Regions from separate parts of the Homo sapiens genome. Here region 2 is linked to region 1. A link is a loop called in an ENCODE intact Hi-C map of the cell type or tissue named here. Cell type or tissue: OCI-LY7. All regions are shown on one strand. Each heading gives the region's core, and the rest is flanking DNA. Links, peaks and the distances in the headings are about the cores only. Region 1 overlaps SLC29A4 (solute carrier family 29 member 4). Region 2 has its middle 50 kb from the start of WIPI2.

Region 1 (2,901 bases), core at 244-2,743:
TTGCCTGGGGGCGCAGGTCCGCGAGCCAACTTTGCGGCTGATGAGGCCGGACAGGCGGCAGAAAGGCGCGGCGACCCGGGCCGGGGAGGGCGGTGGGCCCGGGGGGCCAGCCTGTGGCCCCTGCATGCATCGGTCCCCGGGGGGCTGCAGAAAGGGGGTGGCCGGAGGGGCTTGTAACCCACCCCCACAGGAGTTGGAGCAGCTTAGACCGCTGGGCTGCGGAAAGGGCAGCAGAGGCATCGTTAGCCCCGGTTAACGGGGACCAGGGGTGTACCAGGCATCAACTAACCAGGGCTGGTGACTGAGCCGGGAGTGCGAGCCCAGGCCCGCTTTCCAAGTGGAATTCGGTTCCCCTGGTCCTTCCTGGCTGGCCGGAGGAGCGCGGCCCCCGAGTGAGGCCAGACTGGCTTTGGGGTCCCGACGCCCAGCGCTTCCAGCTGCCCTGGGCCACTGTGCACTTCAGGCCCAGTGGAAATGGGAGGAGCCGGAGGGGGTCACTGGGCCAGGCTCCAGTCTGAGCTGCACGACCCCCCCCCCCACCCCCGACTTGGCCTCTCTGTGCCTCAGTCGCCCTCCCTGCAAAGTGGTGAGGGGCCTTGGCCAGAAGCAGTGGCTCACTCCTGTAATCTTGGTTCTGGGAGGCCGGGGCTGAGGGATCACCTGAGGCCAGGAGTTCAAGGCCAGCTTGGGCAACAGAGCAAGACCCCACCTCTACAAAAATAGAAATTAAAAAAATTAATAAATGGGGGAGAGCGGTGGGAGCCCTGCCTTGCCCATAGCAGTGTTAAGTGGCAGCTTGTGCAACTGTTGAATGCCTACTGTGTGCAGCTGAGCCTACCCCACCAGCCACCCACCCAGTCCCTGTTTGTGACGTACTCTCACCCTCTTCTTCCTCTACTGAGTTGTGAGGTGGGGAAACTGAGGCCTGAGGGGTGGCCTCAAGGCCAAAAAAATGACCTGTGTCTTCTCAAGGGCCCCCTGGGTCAGGCATCAAGGGGTCACGGCAGCGCAGAGTGGAGGAGCAGGGCCAAGCCCTGTAAACACTGGAGTTATTAAGCCAGTGTGCATGTCGTTAAATTTTAACTAAGGGGGGACAGGGCAGGAGGCCCTGGGTTGCCTTCCCTGGGGCGCAGTAGGCTTGGATGTGGGGGGCCGGGAAGGACAGAGTTGGAGGCCTGTGGCCCAGGAAAGGTGGGGGAGAGCGGCTGCAGCAGGGTCCCCACCCCCTCCACCATGGGGACAGTGGCTGGCCAAGCCGGGCAGTGTGGGTGGCAGCTGCCCACTTTGCCGACTAAGCCAGAGGGGACAGCAGCCGCCTCCTGGCTGGATGCCAAGCACGTCCGCCTTCCTGGGTGGCGTGGCCTCCGGGCAAGGCAGAAACCTCGGCTTTCTGGCCAGGAGTGTTCAGGGCACTGCACGTCCAGGGAAGCATCTTGGGGGCTCTTGCTGAACACAGACCAGGCCTTTCTGGGTTCAGATGTCCTCCTGGGCTGGGCTGGCATCCTGAGCAGGTGGCAGGAGGAGCATTTGATTGTTGTAGACTGTCACCCTGACACCATCCCCTTTCCTGGCTCTGCAGGCTGAAGAAGGGCCCCGGGGTCTCTAAGCCTTTGCTGACTCTCTGGCGCCTCCCAACGACTCTTGAGCTCAGGCTCCTGTGTCCACTTCACAGGGGAGACAGGTGTGCGGAGCCCGCCCAGAGCCACCCTCGTTCAAGCCCAGCCCAGCTCTGCTCTAAGCCCTGCTCGGCCGCCACCCCACCCCACCCCCAACCCCCCAGCTCCAGATGTGGCAGGACGGCCAGGGCTGACGAGGGGCAGTCAGGGGAGCCTTGAGCCTAGAAGGGGAGACACGCTGGGCTTCTCAGCCCCCAGAAGTCCGGGACCGCCTCTCCCCTGGTAGTGGGTACCAATTACCTGCGTTGGCCCCCAGCTGTCAGGGGCTGAATCTCCCCAGCCCCCAAGACCTGGAAATGGGAAGGCTCTGGCTTCAAAGCCCCAGTGAGGCCCCAGGCCCCCTTTTAGGCCCCAGTTAAAATTCTGTAGTGAGCTAGAAGAGGGGGACATGGGGTCACAGGGAGGTGCTTGGTAACTGATCATGAAAACCTGCCTAGAGGCTGGGAAGGGAGTAAACTGAGGCAGGGGAGCTGGAGGAAATGAGACCCAGGAGATGGGACAAGAGCAGGCAGAGGTGACATGGGTCAGCCCCAGAGAAAATCAGGATGGGCTGAGCGCAGTGGCTCATGCCTATAATCCCAGCACTTTGGGAGGCCAAGGCGAGAAGATCACTTGAGCCCAGGAGTTCAAGACCACTATGGGCAACACAGTGAGACCCCCATCTCTACAAAAAAGAAAAAAATTAGCCGGGCCTGGTGGCACACACCTGTTCCAGCTACTTAAGAGACTGAGGTGGGAGGATCACTTCAGCCTGAGAGGCAGAGGCTCCAGTGAGTTGTGATCGCGCCACTGCACTCCAGCCTTGGCAACAAAGCGAGACTCTGTCTCAGAAAAAAAAACAAAAAACAAAAAAATCAAGGTTCCTCTGGGCCTGTGGGACCCCATGGGGTGGGCTTCTTCCAGCCTTTACCACGGCTCTCCTTCATACTGGGGAAACTGAGGCACTACATTCAGCACTCAGTGCTGTGCTGTCCTCTCTGTTAGCCTCAAACTCCCTACGACGAGCACAGATCCTTTCTGCATTCAGATAAATGAATACACGTTATTAGAAAAAAATCATAGGCTGGATGTGGTGGCTCAGGCCTGTAATCCTAGCACTTTGGGAGGCCGAGGCGGGCAGATCACAAGGTCAAGAGGTCGAGACCATCCTGGCCAACATGGTGAAACGCCATCTCTACTAAAAATACAAAAATTAGCCGGGTGTGGCGGCGGGCACCTGTAGTCC
Region 2 (2,901 bases), core at 258-2,757, 140 kb before region 1:
ACATGGTAAAACCTCGTCTCTACTAAAACTACAAAAAAAAAAATTAGCTGGACATGGTGGCACATGCCTGTAGTCCCAGCTACTCAGGGAGGCTGAGGCAGGAGAATTGCTTCAACCCAGGAGGTTGAGGTTGCAGTGAGCCAAGATCATGCCACTGCACTCCAGCCTGGGCGACAGAGGGAAACTCCATCTCAAAAAAAAAAAAAAAAAAAAAAAAGAAGGCCAGGCACGGTGGCTTACGCCTGTAATCTCAGCACTTTGGGAGGCTGAAGAGGGCAGATTGCCTGAGGTCAGGAGTTCGAGACCAGTCTGGCCAACATAGTGAAACCCCATGTCTACTAAAAATACAAAAAAATTAGCCGGGCATGGTGGCGTGTGCCTGTAATCGCAGCTACTCCAGAGGCTGAGGCAGGGGAATTGCTTGAACCAGGGAGATGGAGGTTGCGGTGGAGCCAAGATCGCACTACTGCACCCCAGCCTGGGTAACAGAGCAAACTCCATCTCAAAAAATAAAAATAAATAAAAATAAAAATAAATCTACTGTATCTGAAATCATCTCATCTTCCATTCTAAAAATAGCTTATTTTGGCCAGGCACAGTGGCTCACACCTGTAATCCCAGCACTTTGGGAGGCCGACACGGGCAGATCACAAGGTCAGGAGATCGAGACCATCGTGGCTAACACGGTGAAACCCCGTCTCTGCTAAAAATACAAAAAATTAGCCGGGCGTGGTGGCAGGTGCCTGTAGTCCCAGCTACTCGGGAGGCTGGGGCAGGAGAATGGCATGAACCCAGGAGGTGGACCTTGCAGTGAGCCGAGATCGTGCCACTGCACTCCAGCCTGGGTGATAGAGTGAGACTCCATCTCAAAGAATAAAAAATAAAAAAATAAATAGCTTATTTCTATTCTCCCTTCATCAGTGCAGACTGAAGTTTGTCTAATTTATTAGTTTTAAATACAAATCAAATTTTTTTTTGGAGGGGGGAGGTTTAACAAATCCTTTCCAATAAGTGATTTTATTTTATTTATTTATTTATTTATTTATTTATTTTTTGAGACGGAGTCTCGCTCTCTTGCCCAGGCTGAAGTGCAGTGGCACAATCTCGGCTCACTGCAAGCTCCGCCTCCCGGGTTCACGCCATTCTCCTGCCTCAGCCCCCCGAGTAGCTGGGACTACAGGCGCCCACCACCACGCCCGGCTAATTTTTTGTATTTTTAGTAGAGACGGGGTTTCACCGTGTTAGCCAGGATGGTCTCGATATCCTGACCTTGTGATCCACCTGCCTCGGCCTCCCAAAGTGCTGGGATTACAGGCATGAGCCACCACGCCCGGCCCCAGTAAGTGATTTTAGCTTTTTAACTTTTTACTTGAGTGACTTGAGACTCAAAGGAAAGTCTCAAGAATAGTACAAAGAATTTCCAAATACCCTTCTCATCTAGATCTCCCAAATATTAACATTTTACCACATTTGCGCAGGCGGCTGATGAAAAAGGTCCCACCACAAGGTGGCAGAGTAAACACGACAGCACCTGGGCGAGGCTTTGTGCAGGCAGGAAGGCCCTCACACCAGAGGCCGTCCCAGGGCTGTGGCATGGGGGCCATTACCCAGGAGAGGGCACAGGGCCAGCTCCTGGGTATCTCTGAGAGCCTTAGGGTCCTTTTGTTGTTGTTGTTTTGATATGGAATCTTACTCTGTCACCCAGTCTGGAGTGCAATGGCACGATCTCCAACCTCCACCTCCCGGGTTCAAGCGATTCTCCTGCCTCAGCCTCCCGAGTAGCTGGGATTACAGGCCCCTGCCATTATGCCTAGCTAATTTTTGTAGAGACAGGGTTTCCCCATGTTGGCCAGGCTGGTCTTCAACTCCTGACCTCAGGTGATCCGCTTGCCTCAGCCTCCCAATATGCTGGGGTTAAAGGCATGAGCCACCGCTCCCAGCTAGCCTTGGGGTCTTAATAGCCACATGGTTTGTCTTATACATGGCCGGCAGATGTTGGGTACAGTTTCCCAGGTATGCACACCAAGAGATCTCTAAATCACTACAAATCTGCATGTACTTGGGCTATGATTCAAACAACTGGGGCCAGGCATGGTGCCTCACACCTGTAATCCCAGCACTCAGGGAGGCCAAGGCGAGAGGATCCCTTGAGCCCAGGAGTTCAAGGCCAGCCTGGGAAACATAGCGAGACCCGTCTCTATTAAAAAATAAAACAGGCCAGGCGTGGTGGGTCACGCCTGTAATCCCAGCACTTTGGAAGGCCAAGGCGGGTGGATCACGAGGTCAGGAGATCAAGACCATCATGCTAGCTAACACGGTGAAACCCTGTCTCTACTAAAAATACAAAAAATTAGCCAGGCGTGGTGGCGGGTGCCTGCAGTCCCAAACTACTCAGTAGGCTGAGGCAGGAGAATGGCGTAAACCCGGGAGGCAGAGCTGGCAGTGAGCCGAGATCACGGCGCCACTGTGCTCCAGCCTGGGCGACAGCTCAAAAAAAAAAAGATTTGTAACAAAATAAAACAACTGGGGCCAGGCATGGTGGCTTACACCTATAATCCCAGCACTCAGGGAGGCCAAGGCAAGAGGATCCCTTGAGCCCAGGAGTTCAAGGCCAAACTGGGCAACATAGCAAGACCCCTGTCTCTATTAGAAAATAAAAAAGGCCAGGTGTGGTGGCTCACGCCTATAATCCCAGCACTTTGGGAGGCCAAGGCAGGTGGATCACCTAAGATTAGCAGTTCAAGACCAGCCTGGCTGGTCTTGATGGTGAAACCATCTCTACTGAAACTACAAAAATTAGCCAGGTGTGGTGGTGGGTGCCCGTAATCCCAGCTACTGGGGAGGCTGAGGCAGGAGAATCACTTGAACGCGGGGGGCAGAGGTTGCAGTGAACTGAGATAG

The links. Hi-C counts contacts between places; a loop is a spot of excess contacts. Peaks named below come from ENCODE experiments on the same cell type or tissue, not always from the same donor. Only the 100,000 strongest peaks of a DNase experiment are listed, where the experiment ranks them.
Region 2: it touches region 1 in a loop (8-fold over the local background); 1 of 110 quality-filtered maps calls a loop at or near these places.

What each region holds. Positions count from the first base shown.
Region 1 is chr7:5,283,506-5,286,406 of GRCh38, forward strand. All of the region lies in intron 1 of SLC29A4 (solute carrier family 29 member 4), which reads left to right. Among named protein-coding and RNA genes, the nearest start is that of SLC29A4, 2.0 kb to the left of the region's middle. RefSeq lists enhancers at 312-877, 878-1,444 and a silencer at 1,433-1,727. In OCI-LY7, for the core only: a CTCF peak has its summit at 1,622; a DNase peak (open chromatin) is centred at 1,616.
Region 2 is chr7:5,138,677-5,141,577 of GRCh38, forward strand. It overlaps the pseudogene ZNF890P. Among named protein-coding and RNA genes, the nearest start is that of WIPI2, 50 kb to the right of the region's middle. In OCI-LY7, for the core only: a CTCF peak has its summit at 1,499 (motif pointing right); a DNase peak (open chromatin) is centred at 1,525.